Linked DNA regions of Homo sapiens: regions 2 and 3 are each linked to region 1. The links are chromatin loops, found by intact Hi-C in ENCODE. Cell type or tissue: PC-3. All regions are shown on one strand.

The links. Hi-C counts contacts between places; a loop is a spot of excess contacts. Peaks named below come from ENCODE experiments on the same cell type or tissue, not always from the same donor. Only the 100,000 strongest peaks of a DNase experiment are listed, where the experiment ranks them.
Region 2: a loop joins it to region 1, with 14 times the contacts of the local background. A loop is called at or near these places in 5 of 110 quality-filtered maps.
Region 3: it touches region 1 in a loop (8-fold over the local background); 11 of 110 quality-filtered maps call a loop at or near these places.

The regions. Positions count from the first base shown.
Region 1 is chr18:63,673,640-63,681,639 of GRCh38, reverse strand. No RefSeq gene overlaps it. Among named protein-coding and RNA genes, the nearest start is that of SERPINB3, 16 kb to the right of the region's middle. In PC-3, a CTCF peak has its summit at 4,907; a DNase peak (open chromatin) is centred at 4,899; H3K27ac peaks cover 4,038 bases.
Region 2 is chr18:63,603,371-63,611,370 of GRCh38, reverse strand. No RefSeq gene overlaps it. Among named protein-coding and RNA genes, the nearest start is that of SERPINB13, 20 kb to the right of the region's middle. In PC-3, no CTCF peak of the experiment used is centred here; a DNase peak (open chromatin) is centred at 6,410; H3K27ac peaks cover 2,569 bases.
Region 3 is chr18:63,514,854-63,522,853 of GRCh38, reverse strand. It overlaps a transcript of SERPINB12 not described here. Among named protein-coding and RNA genes, the nearest start is that of SERPINB12, 24 kb to the left of the region's middle. In PC-3, CTCF peaks have their summits at 4,235 (motif pointing left) and 7,428; a DNase peak (open chromatin) is centred at 4,213.

The DNA of each region.
Region 1 (8,000 bases):
TTTCCTGGGCACCTTCACACAGAATCAATGTTGATATATTTGCACATTGACTAAACACATTTGATGTCTTGGCCTCTCAAGTTACTTATTTACTTATTTAATGTGTATTCATGGGCAGATATTACCAAATGAGTGGCTGAGCACCATGAGCATGGACTCTGGTCTCATTTTACTTTTCATCTTTTACATACCCTAGGACTATACTGGTATAGAGTAGTGTACAAAACAGACTTGATTAATTAGTGATATTTTAATACATGTGTACAATGTGTAGTGATCCATTCTGGCTAACATTCGTCACCTCAAGCCTTGGTCATTTCTGTGTGTTAGGAACATTCAAAATCCTCTCCTCTAGCTTTTTAAAAATATGCACTAAATTATTGGTGACCATATTCACCCTACAGTGCTATAGAACACTAGACTTATTCTACCCATCTAGCTAATACTTTGTACCTGTTAACCAACCTCTCTCTATCCTCCCCTACCTTTATCCTTCTCAGCCTCTAATAACCACAATTCTACTCTCTACTTCACTGACCTCCATTTTTTTTAGCTCTCACACACAAGTGAAAACATGCTGCATTTGTCTTTCTGTGCCTGACTTATTTCGCTTAACATAACATCCTCCAGGCTCATCCATGTTGCTGTGAATAACAGGATTTTATTCTTTTTTAAGGCTGAATAGTATTCCATTGTGCACAGTTACCACATTTTCTTTATCCATTCATCTGTTGATGGACGATTAGGGTGATTATACGTCTTAGCTATTGTGAATAGTGCTGCAATAACATGGGAGTGTAGGTGTCTCTTTGATGCACTGATTTCCTTCTTTTGGACAAGTACTCATCAAAACAAAAATTTTAACTAACACAAATGAAAAGAGTGTTACATAAGCCTTCCCTCCTGGCTTTTCTTGCACTCAAACCTGAATGCTTTCTTCATTTGGAAAACTTCAAAGGAGGTGACTCAGAAGCTTCTTCTCATCCATCATTCAAACAATCAGGTATATTTCAGTATGTTCTGATATTGCAAGCTGATCTTTTCTTAACTCAAGCTTTTGAATATTTTTGTTTAAGACTGCTCTTCAGAGAATATACTACCTCCACTTTCAATAGCTGTATAAAGACAGGCTGACTCAGGATGGGAAGGACAAGTCCCAGGAAGGATATTTTCTGTTGGATACAGATAAACTGTTGACTAAGTCTGGACTAGACTGTCCATGCACTCTCAAGCACAGTTAAGACTCATGGGGCCATGTGCAGTGAGGCACCTTTGCCCTCTCATCTGCTGCTGGTTCTCACACAGCTGAGGATTCGATAGGGTAAATTACCTACCGGCTCCCCCTCCTGCTTGCCTTTCACCTTCAGTCTCCTCTTTGCTGGGCATCCATCACTGTGCTTCCTGCTACCCAGTCTTGGAGTTTCTTGTGGCTTTGATTCTACCTTGTATATATTTAATTACTTAATCATTAATGTCTTTTATATGTTTAATCATTTTGTTTAGCCCTATTAATTACATGAATGAAAATATCATATTCTCTTATCTGAAGCTGTTGGAAAGTTGAATCTTTCTGTTTGCTCTGTTCACTGACGCAAGTCTTGGGAGATCACCTCCTCCAGTGTTTTGCAGTATTACATTTGGAAGCTTATCTTCAGAGGAAGAATTCTGTGCAATCCAGGCTGAGGAAATGCTCTTCGGAGGAGTTTTGTCTTTGTTTTTGTCAGGAACTCGGGGGGTATATCATATTGTTTTTTATGTCAGTTTCTTAGCTTGACAGTTCTCAAATTAACTCAGTAATATAAATTCAAAACTATGGTATTACAGTCCCATGGATATAATTTTTTATTATTTTTATTATTATTATTATTATTAATTTAAAGGTCAGGCCAAGATAATAGTGTGCCCTTTAAATCTTTCTTCCATGTGGTTAAATTATTTTCCTAATCCAACATTTCACCAAGCATGTTGCTCATTAAAGGCTCCAGTATGATGCCGTTTCTCTGTTCCAACAATTGGCTTCATAGACCACTTTTTGAATGTTGGTGTAGTATAAAAAAGAAATATCTGTAAGGCACAGTGGCTTACACCTGTAATCCCAGCACTTTGGGAGGCTGAAGCAGGTGGATCACTTAAGCCCAGAAGTTAGAGACCAGCCTGGTAACATAGTGAAACCCTGTCTCTACAAATAATAATAATACAAAAATTAGCTGGATGTGGTGGTGCACACCTGTAGTCCCAGCTACTCAGGAGGCTGAGGTGGGCAGATCAAGGCTGAGGTGGGCGGATCACTTGAGCCCAGGAGGCAGAGATTGCAGTGAGCCCAGATCACACTACTGCACTCCAGCCTGGGCACCAGAGTGAGACTCTGCGAAAAAAAAAAAAAAAAAAAAAAAAAAAAGAAAGAAAGAAGGAAATATCACGGTTAATTGAAAAGGCTTTTATGAAAATTCTCCTTTAGGCCCGGCGCAGTGGCTCACACCTGTAATCACAGCATTTTGGGAGGCTGAGGCAGGCGGATCACAAGGACAAGAGATTGAGACCATGCTGGCCAACATGGTGAAACCTCATCTCTACTAAAAATACAAAAATTAGCTGGGCGTGGTGGCACGTGCCTGTAGTCCCAGCTATTCAGGAGGCTGAGGCAGGAGAATTGCTTGAACCTGGGAGGCGGAGGTTGCAGTGAGCCAAGATCGCGCCACTGTGCCCCAGCCTGGCAACAGAGTGAGACTCTGTCTCAAAAAAAAAAAAAAAAAAAAAAAAAAACTCCTTTATTTTCAAACCACATATCTCTGTGAAGCCATATATTCTTCAACCAAAACAACATATTGCAACAGATTGAAGGCACATGCAGATACATAAATCTAGCAAGACATAATTACACTAAATCAAACATTAAAGAGATTTGTAAAAATGTAAAACAATGCCTTTTTTACCACTATTTTTTGTATACTGGAAAACATAGCTTTTTAAATTAAAAATGTGTCATTTACATTAACATGCAATGGTTGTAATGTTTTTTAATATTAAGATGTTATTTTATAAGTTTATATTTAAACTTTTTCTGCTTAAATTTCTGATGGAGTAAATATCATTAGAAAAATGCACATAAACAAAAGTTCTTTGAGATTTCCTTAATAATTCTGAAGAGCTTAAAGGGGTCCTGAAACCAAAATGTCTGGGTACCTGCTGTACTGTACATTTCTGCTGCATTTAGTATGCTGAACATTCTCTTCTAGCTTTCATTTCTCTTCTCTCATCTTCCTCAGTGCACCATTCCAACTCCTTTTCCTCTTTCCAACATCTAGTTTTCCCCTAGTTTTCATCCTTTGCTTCCTTATTATTATATTATGTCTTCTCTCTCTCTGGGTGACCTCCACCACTCACATTATTTTAACAACGTCCCAAATAGATGACATCCAAATATGTATCTGTAATCTGATTATTTTACCATACTCTGTACTAGCAAAACCAGCTACCTACATCTTGATGTTTCTTAAAAAGCTAAACTCAAATATTCCCAAACTGAGCATGTGAGTGAATGGTACCATCATTAAATCCTACCACGTAAGTCAGAGATCTGTGAGTCATCCTAGATTCCTTTTTCCCCTACCTCCCTCATCCACTACCAAGCCCTGTAGTTTTTGCTTCTTAAATATTCCTCCTTCCGTGGATTGCGTTAGCTCAAAATCTCATGACCTAGATACATTATTGCAAACCTTCCTAATGGGCTTCCTATTACTCCCTGTTACTACTGGTCCCTCGTTTCTCAAAAAAAAAAAAAAAAAAAAAAAGTCTGTAGTTATTATCCTGAAATACAGATCTATTCATACCACCCACATGCTTAAAACTCTTCAGTAGCTCCCCAGGGCCTTCAGAAAAAAAACTCAGGTCTTTCATCATGACACAAGAAGCCTTCATTATTAGGCAATTTTTCCTTCCCAGTCTCATCACCCTTGTGAGTGTCTCTTCCTGCATTTCTTGCTTTAGCAAAACAGAATTATTTGCTTTTCCCCATCACAATTTGCGTGTCTCCTCCCTTTGCTGTAATGCATGCCATCTCAGACTTAACCACTTGTTGAGCTCCTATTCATCCTTTAAACCCTGAGAAGTTCTTCCCTTCCTCTGAAGAGTCTTTTGGATTGCATGAATGTCAGTTCCTGGTTTTTCTATTTGTATTATAGTTGTGCAAAATATTGTTATTGGGGGAAACTGGTAGAAAATTTCCTTATACATTTTTTGGCAATTTCCTGCTAACCTATAAGTATTTCCAAGTTTTTTAAAGATGTTTATAGATACTTCCCATTTTATCACACCAAATATTAGAAGATGTGTATTCAAGAGTTGAACTTTGATAAAATCTACAATACTTATTGCTTCATCAAGAACATTCAGAAGTGAAAAATGACGTTTTCATATATGTGTGGCAGTGAGGAATCCATGGCTACCAGCCCAGTTTGGAGCCAACATGCCCTACCTCATGCTAAATTACAGTAGTCCTAGCCATCACTTTTGCACCATCAGCACAAATCACAACACAGTGGAAAAGGCAAAAGTGTTTTAGTATTATTATAAAATTGGTTGTGTTCTTGTGGTCTCAGAAACTCTCAGGGATCCACAGATCACACACAGAGAATCTCTGATGGGAAAGACCAGGGTAAACTTAAGCAAAAACTATATCATTAAATAAGTCCACATTCTTTTTCATAATCAGATGAAATTGCTTCCTTCCCCATGCTATTGAGGAACGATGTTATTCTCTCTCCCATGATCTTCTCCCCCTTAATAACTTTAGGGATGAGGAGAGGAATCTTCAGCCTTGCTGTTGCCTTAAAGTGAAAAAGCCAGAGCCCTTTCTTGTCCCCAGGAAGTCTTGTGCTGTTGAAGTGCTATTGCAGCCACTGCCACACGGTGTCACAGGCGGTGTGGCCAGCAATGTGCTGCACCACACCAAGTTACAGGTGATCTCTGAAACCTTTGCCCAAGAACACGCTATAACTTTTTTCTATTTTTATGAAAAGCATATATTCCTTGCACATTTCCAAGCTGATAGCTAAAATGTTGCCCATAATATAAATAATTGCAGATGATTTAATTCAGGCAAATTGTGAGTTCTGTTGTTTTAAAATAAAACAGTTCCATCATTCTTTACATGCATGCAGTGAAATCTAACCATGTGAGATCCACCATCGTTAATAAATACACATGAAAAACCTATGAAATACACATGAAAAACCTCTTGAACATTCAGATATTTTACATCATTCCTTTTACCTCGGTGTTATATTTCCACTTCACTTCCTCCAAAGAATTTTCTTCTAATTTAATATACTTTTACATTTGAAAGTATTTTATTGATAACCTTGCCATATTTCTCTGAAATGAAAGTACGTACATGCATTTAAAATACAAAATGTTCTTATGACCCATGGTCATTTTTCTATATGTTTAAAAAGTTTCATCTGGATTCAGTTATCACTATACTTGTTGTTAGTGTACAATTGAAAATATATATATTTAAATTTTGATAAATAATTATTAAACATAAAAGCTAATTTTTTCTGTAGTTGCATCTCTTAATGAAGTGAATGAGAACAAAAATTTTTCTGTGGTCTTTCATTCAGGACAATTTGGTAGGCAAAATACTTTTTAAAATGTATTGATTCTGCATCTTAGATAGCATCTTAGATCTTAATAATAGGAGATTAAAACATTAATCATTTTATAAGATAAAATATAATAAAGATGGCCTGTGATATGAGTAAACATTTCATGGTAAAAACTGTCATCTTACTTGAGCATTAGGACAAATACTTAGTGCATGCAGGTCTTAAAACCTAGATGACGGGTTGACAGGTGCAGCAAACCACCATGGCACATGTATACCTGTGTAACAAACCTGCACGTTCTGTACATGTAGCCCAGAACTTAAAGTGAAATAAAAATAATAAAAATAAATAAATAAAAACTATCTTATTTGATAAAATAGCTCTTATATACTTATTAAATAATACACAGCACTCTTGAAAGAAATTATAAAATGTAATGGGTTTTATTCAACGTAGCTTAAAAATATATACTCAGTAAAACATCCCAGTTAAATTTAAAATAATCAGTCACATAGTATATACTGCTTTACCTGATTGGGTATTTTTCTTATACTAGGGTTAAGTATTAAGAAGAGTAGAAAGGAATTTGTCACATTTAAATTCATTGGCAAAAAAAAAAAAAAAAAAACACCAGGTAGAGTATTCAGTAGCTCTTGTAGATGTTCTTTTGCTTTGGTTTGCAGAGGGATGCAATTTGACAAAAGTCAAGGATTGGAGGAGGCTGAGGTATGAATGGAAAATTGTCATTACTCCCACCACTGCCCTGTAGGAGAGGAGTCCCCTCTCACATTTTCCTACCTACTTTTCTGCAGTTTTAGTTTACTATGGCAAGCTTCTAGTATTTTGGTAATTTTTTTAAAGTAGTAACTTTTAAAGAAGCAAAGCTAAGCATCCCTGGAATAATATTATAAATCAAAACAAATATTGACCAAATATTCAATTTAATGCAGTGGTTTTCAGGAACAATTTTTTAACATAAACTATAATTAATGTACATGATGTTAGAGATGACACCCCTGGGACAAGGTCAAGGCCAGGAGTTTTCTCATGCAGCAACAGAGAAGTACTCATAAGTATAGGAGTAGGTTTCATCCAGCCTGGGCAACTGAGGGACTGAAGGGGGTAATGGTGGCTGTTCCTGGAAGTCCTGGAGAAAGTTATGTTAAAGGCAGGACCATTTCCAGGAAAGCAGAAGCTGGTTCTAGAGGCGATGAGATGGGAAGAGTGTGATGAGGTGACTGGCTCAGAAATTTGGCTCAGAGGATGGCGCTTAACAAGTCACCTCTCACCTAAAATAGACCTTGGTAAACCTCATTTGTCAGTAAGTCCCTACTTCAGGCAAGGCGCTAGAGACTTCTCACTTAGCCTACCGTTTAGGCATAGACAATAACTAAGAATCCATTTTATAAAGAAAAGATCACTGAAGAACCCTTAAAAATAGACAATCAAACATAGTATGTAACCATCCCTGGATCCCATTTGGTCCTCAAGAAGCATTGATCAAAATGTCAAGCAGCCAAAAATGATTCCTGGTTGCAGCCAGACTTGTTGCATAGAGGATAATGTAGCGCTGTGGTTATGTGAAGGCATTCCAAAGAACAGCACTTGTTCTACAGAAATATTCACAGAGCCATGTAACAGAAGGAGAGGAAGCAGGGTAATTGTTCTGATATGATAAAAAAGTTACAGAACACATTTTTCACTAAGGACTGATAAAAATAATGTTAAATACCAATCAATTTTAAAAATGTTAAATATCGATCCAAACCAAATGGAAGAGAAAGTTTGAATTAAGGGAGTGGAGATGGCAGATGTCAGAGAAGGGTTACCGCACAGAGCTGGGAAAGAAGGAAGGGAAAAGCGCAAAGTTGAGAGAAACAGATGGCAGAACTTCCAGGTTGAATCCATTAGATCACCCAAGGAGAATGAGAGAAGAACGTCTGGGATAGATGCCTGGGAAATGTCTGCATGTAAGGGGTGGCAATGGAGAAGGAGTTGAAGACCGGAAGTCAGAGATGTACCGGAGAACAAAATACAGAATTCCGAGGAAGAGGGGTCAACAGAGACAAATAGGTTCAAAATTTCAGTGAGAGACAATAAATTTTGATGCACAGAAGTTATTATCAGGAAGCTATTAGTAAGTCACCAAAGAGATTGTTTTTCATGAGTTTTTAAAATTTTGGTAAAATATGCAGAACATAAAATTCACCATTTTAACCATTTTTAAGTGTACTTTCAGTGTGGTCTTAAGTACATCCACATGTTGTGTAACCATCACCATCATCCATCTCCTGAACTTCTTTATTGTCTCAAACTGAAACTCTATCATCTGGGTGTGGTGGCTCACACCTGTAATCTCAGCACTTTGGAAGGCCGAGCCAGGAGGATCACCTG
Region 2 (8,000 bases), 70 kb after region 1:
TCCCAAAGTGCTGGGATTACAGGTGTGAGCTACCTTGCCTGGCCTCCCCCAAGACTTCTTTAGGCAGTAGGTACGAAATAGAAACTTCAAAAGAATGAAGAAACACCAAATGTAAATATGTGGATAAATATAAAAGATGTTTTGCTCAATTTTAAAATATGAGTGACTAATTGAAGCAAAAGGAATAGAAAGGTATTACAGGGGCTATAAGAAATGTAGAAATAAAATCAATGACTACCATAGCACAAAGGATGAGAGGGTGAAATGGAAGTACACTGTGGTAAGGTTGTCACATTAAAAATTAAGTTGAATAATATTGTTTGAAGGTAGCCCTTAATAAGTTAAATATGAATATTGTAACCTGTAAAGCAGCTATGAGTAGGCCAAGAGTGGAGATGAAATAGAATACTAAAATAGTCAGAAGGAAGTCAGGAAAAGAAGAAGAGGGGAGCAATGAACAGATGAGACAAGGAAAAAATAAATGGCAATATGGCAAATTCAAGCCCAAGCTCAATGATAATTACCATAAATGCTGTTGGACACTCTATTGGAAAGACAGAAACTGTCAGACTGCGTTACAAAGCAAGTATCCAATGTAATGGAGCCTGGCTCCACTTTTGATGGTTGACTGCTGACAGCATCAAACCCCACCTTCTCTCTCTCCCTCTGATCCACATGTGCTTGGGAAGAAAGCCCTGAGGTTCCTCCCTTGGTACCTGCGGGTAGTTCAAACCAAGCAAGCCCTGACCATTACAGAAACCCTCACCCCAGCCCCAGCCCCAGCCCCTAACCACAATAAAAGCCAAAGCCAGTTGACCCTCCTGACTCTCTCAAGCCTGCTTGGGAATCTTCTCTGCTCTCTCCAGAAAGCCTCATTACATGAGTAATAAATCTCTTCATACTCTCCTGGTGCATGTGTAGCATCATCAGCCACAACATTCAACCAATTTTAGGTGGGTGAGGGGATCTATCCTGTCTTCACGATGTGACTATAGCATCCAAATATATGATGTCTATGTGAAAATTCACTTTAAATGTAATGGCACCTTTAAGATAAAAATCAAACATGCAAAAAGAAAATACCATGCCAACACTAACATATGAAATCTTGAGTAGTTACATTCATATCAGACAAATTAAATTTCAGGACAAGGACTATTATCAGGGATAGTGTGGTATCGAGATAATGATAGACACAGCTTAGTAGAAAAACGAAGAATTCAGATATAGCCTGTATATTTACATGTCACAAAGTGTCCAAGGTAATTAATTCATTAGAATAAGGAGTCTTTTCAACAAATGACCCTAAAACAATTGAATATCTGCATAGAAAACAGTTAACACCAACACTTACTTCACAAAAATTAACTCAAAATAACTCATAGGCCTGAATATGAAAGTTAAAACTATAAAACCTCTAGAAAAAAAGGATAAAAGTTTTAGCAAAATTAAAATTGGCAAATATTTCTTAATACAGAGAAAAGTAGAAAACATAAAATAAAGTTAAAGAATTAAACTTCACGGAAATTTAAAACCACTCTTCGAAAACATTATCAAGATGCAATCTATGGATCTCACACAGGCCTTGTATTTAGAATACATTAAAAAACAATTACAAGTCAGTAAGAAAATCAGCAAAATAATTTTAAAATGGGCAAAGATTTAAACAGACATTTCACAAAATAAGATATGCATATGGCCAATAAGCATAAGAAAAGATGCTCCACATAATTAGTCCTAAAAGAAATGCAAAAATTAAAACCACAATGAGATGCTACTTAAATTATAGCAAGTAGAATGGCTATAATAAAGAAGACTGACCATACTAAATATTAGAGAGGACACAGAGCTGCTGGACTGCTCGTGCATTGCTGATAGGAATATAAAATGATAGAACCTCTTTGGAGAACACTTTGGCAGTTTCTTACAAATCGAAGCTTACACTTATCATATGACCCAGCAATTTCACTGTAAGTATCTACCCAAAAGAAATGAAAACATGTGCCCACACAAAACTTATGCCCACAAATTTTCATAGTAGTTATTCACAATAGCCAAACACTGGCAACAACATAAATGCCCATCGATGAATAAACAAAATACGCTTTTCCATATAATGACATACTGCTTGTCAATAGAAAGTAACAATCTACTGACATCCCCAAAACATTGATGAATGTCAAAAACATACCACTGAGCAAAAGAAGTCAAACACAAAGAGCTACATGCTATATCATTCCCTTTGTATAAAACCTGAAAATTGGCTAGGTGTGATGGCTTGTGGCTGTAATCCCAGCACTTTGGGAGGCTGAGGCAGGAGGATTGCTTGAGCCCAAGAGTTTGAGGTTACAGTGAGCTATGATCACACCACTGAGCTTCAAGCTGGGTGACAGAATAAGATGCTGTCTCTATATACCTAATGCTAGATGATGAGTTAGTGGGTGCAGCACACCAGCATGGCACATGTATACATATGTAACTAACCTGCACATTGTGCACATGTACCCTAAAACTTAAAGTATAATAATAATAAAAAAATTAAAAAATTAAAAAAAAAAAACAAGAAACACACAAACCTGGAAATGGCAAATCTCCTCTGTAGCGATGAAAAGCAGACTAGAGGTTGCTGGGCCAAGGCTGCATGCGTGGTTCCCTGGGAAGCAGAAGCAGCAAACTTGGAGGATGGTGTTGTGTATCTTAGTCACTGTGGTGTTTTCATTCCTGTATTCATTTGTCAAAACTCATCAAATCCTAGGCTTTAATGGGTACATTTTATGTTACATAAATTATATCTTAACAAAGTTGATTATTAATTTTTTTACATACTCCTGAATTTTTCCTTACAGAAAAATACCAAATAATACAGGTATTCTCCCTTTCAGAAAGCGGAGCTTAAACCCTCCCCTAAGAAGGTGGGCTGGACTTCATGACTTGCTTTCAAATAATGTATAGTATGGAAAGGAAAAACTAGAAACTTTACATTGGAAAAACCTGGCAAACTCTACCTTAACCAAGTGATCAAGGTTAACACCCCAGTGATGTCATGTAGATATCGGGGACCCCCTCATATGATGAAATAAAAAGGCATTTCACCTCTGTGATATCCTTTCCAAAAGCCCATACCCCTTCTCTAATCATGAGAAAATAAATCAGACAAGCCCAAAATACAAAATACCTGCCCAGTACCCCTCAAAACTGCCAAGGTCATGAAAAACAAGGAAAGCATGAGAAATTGTCATTGATCCAGGGATCAGAAGAGACCAAGACATGATAACTAAATGCATAGTTATACCCTGTACTGTATCTTACAACAGAAAAATAATATTGATTTTTTAAAATGATAAAATTTAAATAAAGTCTGGAGCTTAGCTAATAGTAATTTTACTAGTTTTTTATTACTGCATAATGAATTACAACAAATTTATTAGCTCACACCTGCATAGCTGTGTGCATTTATTGGCTCATCAGATGTCTGGGCGCAGCATGATGGAGTTCTCTGTTCAGTGTCTTACGAAGCTGAAATTAGGGTATCAACCAGGCTGTGCTCCTTTCTGGAGGCTCTGAAGAAGAATACACTGCCAAGCTCATCTGAGTTGCTCCCCATATTCATTTTTTTTGCTATTGCAGGAATGAGCTCCCCATTTCCTGGTTGGCTGTCAGCACGGCCTCTCTTAGCAGCTAGAGGCTGCTCTGAGTCTTGCTATTGGAACCCTTATCTTCAAAGTTAGCAGGAGAATGTCACTCTTGTCAAAACCCTCTCAGGCTTTGCATCTCCCTGACTTCCCTGACTCTCACCTCTTGACCAAGATTTAAAGGGCTCATAGGATTGGGTCAGGTCCACTCTAATAATTTCTCCATCTTAAGGTCAACTGATTGGGACCTTAATTACTTCTCCAAAATACCTTCACAGCAACAACCACGGGATCATTTGATCGAATAACTAGTAGAAGGTGTGCATAGATCAAGGGCCTTGACTCTTAAGGGCCATCTTAGCATTCTGCTTGCCACAGTGATGTGCCAATGTTGGTTTATTCTTGATAAATGCACGACAATAATTAGCAGAAACTGAAACTGAGTGACTGGCATATGAAAACTCACTCTACTATCTTTGCAACTTTTCTGCAAATCTAAAATGACTCCAAATAAAAATTTATGTAAAGAACATTCTCTTTTAAAAACCTAGTTAAATACATCATCTCTTTCCTGCTGGGACACAGACTGATAGAATTACTGCATTCAATTACTATAAACAATTATAGAGGAAGGAGGAGGATGACGATGAAAAGGAGAAGGAAAAAGAAGCAGCAGCTAACATTTACTGAGAATTTTTTAAGTGCCAGCCATTTTCTTAAGCACTTCGTATAGACAATCTTATTTAATCTCAAAAACAACCCTACAAGGCATTACTTTATTGGGTGATCTCCCCATTTTACAGATGAAGAAATTATGATAGAGACGGTTATATGGCTTGCTCAAAGTCACATTATTAAGTGGTGGTGGAGCTAGAAATCAAATTCAGGTAATCCGATTCCAGAGTCCTCATTTGTAAGCATTTCCCCATCGGACCTCTCATGCATATTCCACATGTTCCACAACACCAGCCACTCTGTCTTTCCTCAGAAGCTGATCACTTCCAAAGAATGTAACATGGGCAGTAGTTTATATTTGACCCAAATACTTCTGTAAATGTGATTATCACCATAGAAGCCAACACAACATTGCCCTAAATTGTCTTACAAAAAAGAATGCTCAGAGCTTACTCTGATGTTTCTGTTTATTAATAAATGCATTCTTATCCAAAGAATTTGATCAATTATAATAATGTGCCCACTGAAATATTACCAACCTACCTTGAAGCAGATGTGAATTATACAATTCATAAACCATCTCTCAGATGTAAACAAGAAGCAAGAGATTCATTTGAAAACTATTACCAAAGAAGGCCGGGCACGATGGCTCAAGCCTGTAATCCCAGCACTTTGGGAGTCCAAGGCGGGTGGATCACGAGGTGAAGAGATCGAGACCATCCTGGCCAACATGGTGAAACCCCATATCTACTAAAAATACAAAAAATTAGCTGGGCGTGGTGGTGTGCACCTGTAGTCACAGCTACTCAGGAGGCTGAGGCAGGAGAATCACTTGAACCCGGGAGGCTGAGGTTGCAGTGAGCCGAGGTTGTGCCACTGCACTCCAGCCTAGCGACAGAGTGAGAATCCATCTCCAAAAAAAAAAAGGAAAGAAAACTATTACCAAAGTTGAAAAAAATTTTAAGGTTTAACTCTCAGATTTACTTTTCTTATTCTCCCTGTAATAGATGGTTTTCTATCTAGGCAAACTATAAGGCAAAATTTAAATTCTCTAAAAATATGCTAGCTGTGCCATTGGCACCCACCCCCCCCCCACCCCCCCGCCGCTCCCCGTATGTAAAACAAGTGGAAATCTTTTCAGTCAATTCCCCAAAATAACTAGGACTCCAGCCATCCCTTAGAAACAGATTCCAACCTGGCTGCTATTAATAAGTTTTCATCTAAAGATGCTGTGTATTCCCCAGTCTTCTTCAGGTACCCAGAATTGAAGCCCAGCTTTAACTAGCTTAACCAACTACAGACATTTGCTGGCTGGTAGAACTGTGAAACAGAGTGGATCAGGTTTTCTGTGTGTGTGTGTGTGTGTGTGTGTGTGGGCGCATGTATGTGTGTGTCAGTGGGTGGCGAAAATGAGATTCATCCCTTGGCACTGTTTCTCAGTATTGGTCTCATCTTCTTCTACTGTATAAGGGAAAGCTTCCTGCACCATGAGAAGAACAGTATATGACTTCAGGAAATACGTAGATAACTTTATGCCATCTAGTAACCCCAAGGAAAGAGGGCTTCAGTCCCATCATGTTTATATGAAGTCCAAGGCCACATTCTTATCCCTCAGACAGACTACTGTGGCTGAACACAGACAGTGATTGGCCAGGACTGAGCCATGTGACCAGTCGAGGTCCTTTAGAACTGATTAACAACCTTGCCAGATTAGAGCCAAGTGGCACCAAGAGAGGGTTTAAACAGCTGTTCCTCTGCTGTTTGCCAGATAGGATACTGCTCAACTATATCACCTGACTGTTTCCTGATATCCTCCTTTTACCACTTATGGACATGCCCAGCTCCATTGTGGACACTTGTAAACCCAAAGAAAGAGACCTTGAATATTTGGTCAAGGGAGTGTGGAATGAAGGGGCTTCATATCTGTAGCTGGTGGGGGAAGCACTGATGAAGGCCCTGAACTGTACCTGTGGTTAGTAATACTCCTGCTGTATCTGTTTACCTGTTGGCCCATCGTTACTGCATTTTCATTCACTGCACTTGCTAAAGGCTTATTACTCACAACTCAGATGAATCACCTCCACTGCTTCATTCCTGCCCTTTTTAATAGACTGAGAAGGGGGTGGCCATCTAACTGGTCAGAAGCAGAAGAGCTGGTTTGGCCTTTTCATCCTAAGCCCGAGGTGTCTTGTTGCAATACTCAGGGGTTTTATGAATGTAGGGCACTTAAAGACTCTTTGTTCCAGCTTTGAGCCTCATTCTCCAGTTCTTGAGCATCAGAGGTGTCATTCAACAAAATGCCCATGAAAATTAATACTTCCCCACCTTTTAAATTCCCTTAAAACATTTTGTATTGAAGCATTTTATTATTTTAACTCCTTTTTGTTTAAATGTCCTCTTTTGAATATCATTTTAAACACACAATCTTTTTTTACTTTTTTATTTTATATCTCTATATACAACCTGATGTTTTGATATACATGTACACAGTGAAATGGTTGCTCTAGTGAAGTAAATTAACATATATCCGTCATCTCACATAGTTATCCTTTTTGTATGTGTGGCAAGAGCACCTTAAATCTACTATTTTCACAAAAATCTTATATATAATACATTATTATTAACCATCATCCTTGTCTTGTACGTTAGAGCTCTAGACTCGTTCATCCTACATATCTTCAACTTTGGATCCTTTGACCTATATCTCTCTATTTTTTCTCCCTCTCCCTGCATCTCCCCAATCCCTGATAGTTACCATTTTATTCTCTTTCTCTATGTATTTGACTTTTTTATATTACACATTTAAGTGAGATCATTCAGTACTTTTCTTTTTGTGTATTACTTTTCACTTAGCATAATGTCCTCCAGCTTCATCCATAGCAGCTTCATCCATAACTTCTGGGTGTAGCCATGGCAAGGGTAAACTGATATGGCACACTGGTGGGCATGTCTTCTGGAGAGGTGCTTCCAACTCTTCCCTGTTTTAGCTAGTCCTCAATTTGTCTGATGTCTGAACCCCACTGCCAGAGTTGAGTCTTGCCTGCTGAGTCATGTCCAGACTCCTACCTCAGAAGTATGAAGCATAACTGGTGTTACAAACACCATCTTCAGAACAGTGATTAACCTTCAATATTGAGGAATAGAAAAAGTACAGAATTGGGTTTAGCTGTATATGTAACATTTCCTGTCTTTGAAAACAGAAATTGAAACAAATATGCAAAATGTAACTATCCGTTGAATCTGCTGATCATATTGTTTTCTATTTGTTTCTGTTTGCCTGGAATATTTATAGCTAAAAATAATTTTTAATTGTTACCAGGCAGAAGAAAATGTTTTAAATAAACAGCATATAAAAATATTCCAAAAATAATATTCGAGGAGCTGATGTTGTGAAATGTCAAAAGGAACTGAGAACAGCAATTTTCATTATGCTAAAATACTGAAAATAACATATGTGCATTAATTAGGGATGAGGCAGGAAAAAAGGACTCACACCAGGTATTGCAACAGAATGAATTTAACATGAGGAATTCATAAACAGGTGTTAGGGAACCCTGAAGCAACAAAACAAAGTAACTGTAGACAAGAAGGACCACTCCAACAGTGAGGGAACAAACTGTAATGTTGGGAATATCAGAGCCTAGAAATTTGGTAGAGAATCTCTATTTTGGAACTCAGATCTGGAACTCAGAT
Region 3 (8,000 bases), 160 kb after region 1:
TTGTATGCCACAAAAAAAAAATTTCTTATCAATTTCCAGATTTTTAACCATGGTTATTCTAAGTTTTTGTCATCCACAGTTATTGTTTTGATTCTTCTCTAAAGGCATCTGCAGTCAGATTCATGGCAAAGATTCTAACCAGTACTCTCGAATGCAGATTTCTAATAATGTTTAGATGATGGACTGAATAAAAATTTTCCTCAACTTTAAAGGAGAAACTGTTGAATTTGTGAAACTGCTAATCAAGATCAAGCAAAACAAAAAATTAATTACATGAAATTGAATAACTGATAAAGATTATGTTTTATGGCTTTTATTTGAAAACTATTGGCTCTTTATTTAAATGTTTTGCTTCCCAGATTTAAAGAAATTTTCTCTTTACCATTTTTCTCTTTATCTACAGCTTGCAATTTGGTAAAATATACTCTTGTGAACAAAAGTGGAAACATTTACTTTTTTTTGCTGATTGATCCCTCCAAAATTTGGAAACTATTTGTGAATGTTCTTATTTTTCTAGCAATAAGAATCTCCTCTTTTTATAAAAGGATACAATTGCAAGTGTTGGTTATATTACCAAGGTTTTGACTTAGATTTTAGTTTTAAGTTGTTTATACGTCCTGCAGACAAAGTCTGAAGTCTGCCTTGATTCGGTTTTCTAGCCTCAAGGGGTTTTTTAATCTGAAATTACCATGTGGTCAATCATTACTCTTGTCACACTATGTAAATGATCAGGTAAAATTTGATAAAAACTAAACTTATTTTACAAACAAATTAGTCTTATTTTGATTATCTGTGATAAAAATCAGGATTACTATAGAGAGAAAAACTATGTTTCTCTATAGCTATAATACGCTTTTCATTAGATTGTAGTCCTACCTATTGCTTTTGAGTTCTGGTTATCTACCTGTAGACTGAACTAGGTTCTGAATTATCTTACTTTCCTCCAATATCTAGCTGCAATGCTCCAACTAAGAACGATAACTGGTCTGTTCCTGAAGCCCTGTAGCTGAAACTAAATGAATTTTAAGGGACAAGTCTCATGCCTGATGTATGGGTCACACCAAAACTTCACTAGACCACCTAATTCCATTACTGGAGGTGTTCAGACTCCAAACCAGGACGAGGTATAGGCAGTTGACTGTTGTGGATGGCTTTTCTCACAGCGACAGAACAAAACTCCCAGCATAATGAGATTCTTACCCCTCTTAATTTTCCCTTGCTTGTGCCTACCTTTTTTTTGGGCAAGATAATGCTAAGTACAATCCTAGCAGACTAATGCTGGCCCAGTGCTTTGAGATGATAGCCAAGGCCTATGGAATAGACAAAAACTGAACTTGACAATGGACTCCAGGTCGACTTAGTCAAGAGCCACTCCTTCCAAACCTCCCTTGTTGCTCAAATGTTGCTAAAAGAATTTTGACCCGGACTCCTAGTCACCAGTCACTTCTCTCCAACAGAGGATCAGATCAGCAACCTGGGACAGGTCCACACTGACACTGAGGGATAACCAAAACTTATCAAGATGACTGATCGCTGATGCTTTCAGAGCAAAATCTTGATCAAAAGGGGGAAATGTGAACGTTGTCAGAATCAAATGGAGTCATTTATGTCAAGCCTTGACAAAATGGAGCCAGAGAAGGCAAGAAGGGATTTTTTTCATACACATACACCTGATAACAAGAAGTATCACAAAAGACTCTGCAAAAGCCATAACTTTGCACAAAGGACATCACAACCTCACACAAAAAAATTCCTTATACAAGGACATCTGTCCACCAACTGCCTGTTTAACATTGGACTGATGCCACCCTTGGTATTGATTCTTGTAGCCAAGGATAATTAATTCAAAACAACTTATGTAATCCTCCTTATTTTACCTTTAAAAATTTCTCCTTGCCTCAACCTCTTTGAATACACACAGTTAGTTTACTATGATGCACATATTCCTATTGCAAGGCTACTGCGAAATAAATATCATTTTCTTTTGGAGAGTTTCCCTCTCTATGTGTTACTTAGTTTGACACCTTCTATTTGTCTTGTAGAATGGCCTCACCATCTGTTTATTCACTTCAGCTTAAAATGTTAGTTGTTGATTTCTCCTGTTTACCCACCCCTACCCACAACTGGGCTTCAAGATGCTTAGCTTCTACCTATCAAACTTCTCTACATTTTCTCCTCTGTGGTCTGGTTTTTCTACCACTGTCCTGGTTTATGCCTTCATTACTTTTATTCTATATCAGAGTCAACAGCCTCTGATCAGCTTTTCTTTCTCCTACTGAGTCCCCCAATTTCATTCAGTCTGTCTCCCCCTTGCAAGGACACCTGTTGACTCCTCAGCCAGCATGAAGGACAATCTCCTGGGGGTGGATGTCCAGCCTCTCCCCACCATGCATCTGTGACTCATTCTCCACTGACACATGCATTTCAGCTACACAGCCTCTTCTAGGCTCCCAAACACACCTTGCCCTTTCACTGTTCTTGCTTTTCCTTTCCTAGAAATAGCTTCCACCCCACCCTTAACCTGCCTGAGAAATCGTCATCATCCTCTAGGGCTGGGCAGAAGCATGGCTCCTGCCACCATTGTCCCGTCCTGGTAACACTTGTTCTCTGTGTGCTCCACAATTAAGGCATTACCAAGCCTGCACTGGGTGTGAGGCCATGCCCTGCTTATAGGGAGTAGGCCCAACCGAAAGGAAAAGGTTACTCATGGAACCTGTCTCTGAGGAAGAGCAAGAGCCTCACACCTGAAAACAGAGCTGAGGGTGAAGGCCCTGGTTTGGACTACAGAAGATTCCCAGGGGCAAAGGGACAGATTCCTGATGAGCGCGTTTCACATGGGGTACCTGTTCTAGAGATAGGCAGGGAGCTAAGAAGCAGGCACCAAGACAGGGCATCCATGACAATGAGCCAGCCCCACGGGGCTGAGTTTCCCAACACAGGATCCTTGGAAACTGCCTCAGAATCACCCGTGATGCTTATTTCAAAATACTCATTCTCGAGCCTACCTTAGATAATAAGTCAGAACCTATAGAGATGGGACCGTGGAATCTGCATTTTAACAAAATTCTCAGGAGATGCTGAGACATATGAAATTTTTAGGACTCCTAGAATGAGGGATGAGGCATCTCGTGACAACAAGAAACACATGGCAAAGTTACCAACTCCCAGCCTTCAGGGCTGGATTCCACCCAGAAGACCTAGTTCCCTAACATGAAAGAGGCTCATGATTTTCAACAGTTAATTGCAATAATGCACCAAATGGTACTGGAATCTAGGAAACCAAGCTAGGAGGGCAGTCCATTGGTATATCAGACTGAGAGGGACAGAAGGGGCGGAGTTGAGGCAGAAGCAAAGAACAATTAGCGAAAGTTCAAGAAACAAAGTGAGGATCAAAGTACCAGTCCCTACCTTACAGGGTTTTTGTGCTACACATAAATGTGGTTGTGTATATCAAGCATCTAGCACATGGCTGGTACAGAGTAGATCCACAGCAGATCTCAGCTGCCCTGGGATTCATTCCACTGATTTTTCCTTTTATAAGCACTTTGCAGAGCCACTGTTGAAGGTCTTAAGGAAGCTAAACTAGGGTGGTCCCTGTCTCCCGGCCCCACACACCTGGTGCTCACAGAGCCACATCAGGTAAGTTGGGGCTGAGTCCCCGGGTCTTACCTGTGGACGGATGCTCATACGGGTAGAAGTGCTTTTGGGCAGTGCCTTGCTTGCTCCTACTCACCAAGACCCAGTACCACCAGACTCTATGAGCCTCGTATTTCAGTGTCCCCACCCTGAACTGTGAGTGGTAAATCATAGTCACGCCGGGTGCAACGTGAGTTCTAGAAAGACGGAAAGTAAAGTTTCAATTAAGCAAGATGAATAGATTCTAGAGATCTGCTGTTCAACGCTGTAATAATATATTGTTATTATTATTACAGCTGATAATAATATATTGTTGTACACTGAAAATTAGTTAGGAAGTTACACCTCATATTAACCGTTCTTACCATAAACAAATTTTTTAAGCTTGGGGAGGTGGCCTAGAATGAAACGTTAAGGAATGTTGCAGAGTGTCTTGGTGGCAAGGAGAAGAAAGCACTTCAACAACGTCCCCATAGCAGCAGGGGCAGAAGGTCTAAGGCAGGGCGGGAGTTCACAGACCTTAAAGAAAAGCTGTAGCAACTGACCGTTCCAGGCCCTGAGCAGCACTGTTATAATGTGACGGACAGCGCCATCTAGTGGAAGAGAAAATGAACAGAAGTGACCGATTCTCTTAAAGGTTGATGATAACATTGCGTTTGAGTCGGAAGGCACCTTAACAGTTAATATTTTACAGAGGAAACATAGAGACTAAGTTTGATTTCCCCACAGATTAAGCCAGTTCTCAAGTGACAGAGCTGTTTCCTTCTCAGCCCTGACATCCACCCAGACAAAGAAGCAAACTCTATGGTGTCAGGGTCGAGACAACAACCAGAAAAAACTTCATACCTAGCAAAAATAACACCTCTCCTGAGGCCAATGGAGATGAAGAAAACCTGAAAAGCTCCTTTCTGGAGAGCATTTTTACTATTCCGCCCTGTTATATAGAGAGCGCGACCATATAATTATTCTTCCACACCAGGACAATTCTGAAAGGGAAAAGGGCATCAAAAATAATTACAGTTATAGAGCTAAAGTTGCATAGATAGATGAAATCTGAATTGACAGCTGCTTTTATTTTACCGGCGGACCTTTAAAATCGTTCTATACAAAAAAAAAAGTTTTCAAAACTAAAATTCTCTTTTTTTTTTTTTGAGACAGAGTCTCGCTCTGTTGCCCAGGCTGGAGTACAGTGGGGCAATCTCAGCTCACTGCAACCTCCACCTCCCGGTTCAAGCGATTCTCCTGCCTCAGCCTCCCGAGTAGTTGGGATTACGGGTGTGCACCACAACGCCTGGCTAATTTTTGTATTGTTAGTACAGACGCGGTTTCTCCATGTTGGCCAGGCTGGTCTCAAACTCCTGACCTCAGGTTATCCGCCCACCTAGGCCTCCCAAAGTGCTAGGATTACAGGCGTGAGCCACCGCGCCCGGCCCTAATAAAATTCTCTTTTAAAATAGCATGTGTCTAGCTAGGCGCACTGTTTCACGCCTGTAATCCTAGCACTTTGGGAGCCTGAGGCCGGTGGATCACCTGAGGTCAGCAGTTCGAGACCAGCCTGGCCAACATGGTGAAATCCTGTCTCTACTAAAAATACAAAAATTAGCCGGGCATGGTGGCATGCACCTGTAATCCCAGCTACTCAGCAGGCTGAGAGAGGAGAATCGTCTGAACCCGGGAGAAGAAGGTTGCAGTGAGCTGAGATCGCCCACTGCACTCCAGCCCCATCTCAAAAAATAATAATAATTAATTAATTAAAAATAAAATAAAATAGCATGTATCTGTACACACTAAGCAAAATGTGAAAAAACTTTTTGTTATCTCAGTGTGAAAAAAACACAAACAAACAAAATCATTATTCTTGTATAATCTCAGGTATTTTAGAAATCCTGGTCTCCAAAGCTGTCACTACAATTTTTCCGAAGAATTTAGTTTCTCAATGTGCTGTATTATTTTTAATTCTTTTATAAAATTGCCAGAAATCTTCTTCAAAGCTCATTTTATGATTAACGAAATTGGGGTTGTTAGAAGATAGTCTTTCAGTAGATGCTGAAATACCTGCTAAGCTCAGAGCAAATTCTACATAAGGGATATTGTTGATTAAAACTTTTCCATAATTTAATTCTTAAATAATCCAGCTCTAATATTGTCACAGCTATGGTTTCTTTGCCTCTATTCAGAGAAAATGTTTTCAAAAAGCCGGAACTTGTCAAATAAGTTATCTGTTTATGATTATTTTGAACATTTCACCAAGTTTAGAAAGTGCAAAATTGAGGACCTTGGTTTCATTCTGTACTGGTAAAAAATACATATATATATGAAGTTGTCTAATTAAAAGTACAAATCCTATCAAAAGATCCCTCCCACGAGTTGAAATATTCCAAAATGCAATTATAGAATTTCAAAATTAAACATCACACACGTTTGAACTCTTATTCTTAAATTTGTTCAGCTCCCTCTTTCTTTCTTTGGTGATTAATTTATATGGCGTCCTGTCTGCAGGCTTTGTTTTTGATAATTTTAATTAGCTAAAAGCAGCAAAAGCTGAGGTTTTCTTATGCTCTGTTTCATAAATGCTTTGTGTAGACACTTCCAACTGATTTTGAGGGGAAATGCAATGAAAAGGTAAATGATTGGTTTACTAAAAACAACAAAACTTTAATACTAATATGGGACATGAGTTGATTCATAATATAGTTTTTCAAAGATTCCGACACTTCTAAAACCCAACTGATGAAGGCTTCACAAAAAACTGCAATTATTCTGTACATACATTTAAAAACTTGTACAGAGGACCCTAGAGATTAGTAAGGGATGGAGGGGAGATAGAGATTTGTTAAAAAATACAAAATTACAGTGTTCTATAGCACTGTGGGGTGACTTCAGTTAATAATAATATAGTACAGGCCTTCTAATAGCTAGGTGTATATTGAGTGTTCCCAACACAAAGCAATGATAAATATTTGAGATGGTGGATATGCTAATTACCCTGATCTGATTACTACACATAATATGTATCAAAACATCACGCTATACCCCATAAATATATACAATTGTTATATGTCAATGTAAAAAATTAAAGGAAAAACAATTTCTAAAATAAATAAATGTTCATACATTTTTACAACTGTAACCTCTATTTTTGTAAAATAACAGTGTATTTGGACACAATTATGAATTTTATGAGCCCTACAACCAATTCCAAGTTTATTGCTGACTTAGGGGATTTTTTTAATTTAGAAAAGAAAATGTGTTCATTATAACAGTGACATTGTTTTCCTTTTGTAGAGAAACAAATGATGAAAAATAAATGCATATTTTTGAAAAGTGGAAAAAAAACACTGACATTACCAAAATTTCTATTTATGTTATCACTATAGAAATAAGTATTATCTTCAATTATGAACCTTTAAATTTACAATTAAATTCGTAATAGTGTCAGATGTTTCTCATTTAATAGACAAATATTCCAGAAGTTTTGTAAATCCCACAAAAGAAAATTGGAACCATTATTTAAATTAACATAAATAATTTTCTATTGGCAACAGCTCATGACACTGACATAAAACTGACATCATTTAACTGTTGGGGTCATTCTTATAAGAAAAACTTGGAATTAGAATGAGTTAATTAATTTGGACAATAGTCACATGATCTGAATGAAACATCACACTTCCCAGAGGGCTGCATGGAAGGCCTTTGCAGCCAGATGTGCTAAATTGTAACATTTGGAGGAGACCCTCGTGCTTCTCCAGCAGGTTAGCATTTCTGGTTTTCATGTGGTCAGTGATGGCAGTGCAGCCCGTGGTTAATGGGAAATTTTAATCCAAGTTACATCGTCAACAGGAGAAAAGCAAATTCAGCACCCCTGGTTTTTCATTAAATATGCTCTTTCTTTTTTTTTTTTTTTTTAAGCTCAATGTTGTCAACAGGGTTTACTGCAAAATTAAAAGTTGTTACCAAATAAATAAGCAGCTGCAGATTTACCCCCATGCACTAACTGATAAAACCGCAAGTGCCTTCAGACTATTCTGTATATGCTCACAGAACCCCTCAGCCTGCGTGACCCAGTATTTCATAAACACACAAGCTCTAATTTCAGACATTTCCTATTGACCTCACCACCTGGCAGCCCTGGGGCTTTGTGAACCTCAAAGACCAAGGCCTCGGTCTTTGACGCAGCAGCCAATATTTCTCCCACACTCAGAGATCCTAAGTCAATGCCTAGATGTACTTTATTTTACTATCTTACGTGGTATCTTGAACGAATGGTATTAGTTTTGTTGTATCTGGAAAGACTCCAAGAAAATAAATAATGAATCAATCAATCAAACAGTGTTTTCTTTTTGTTGTTTTTTTTTTTAATC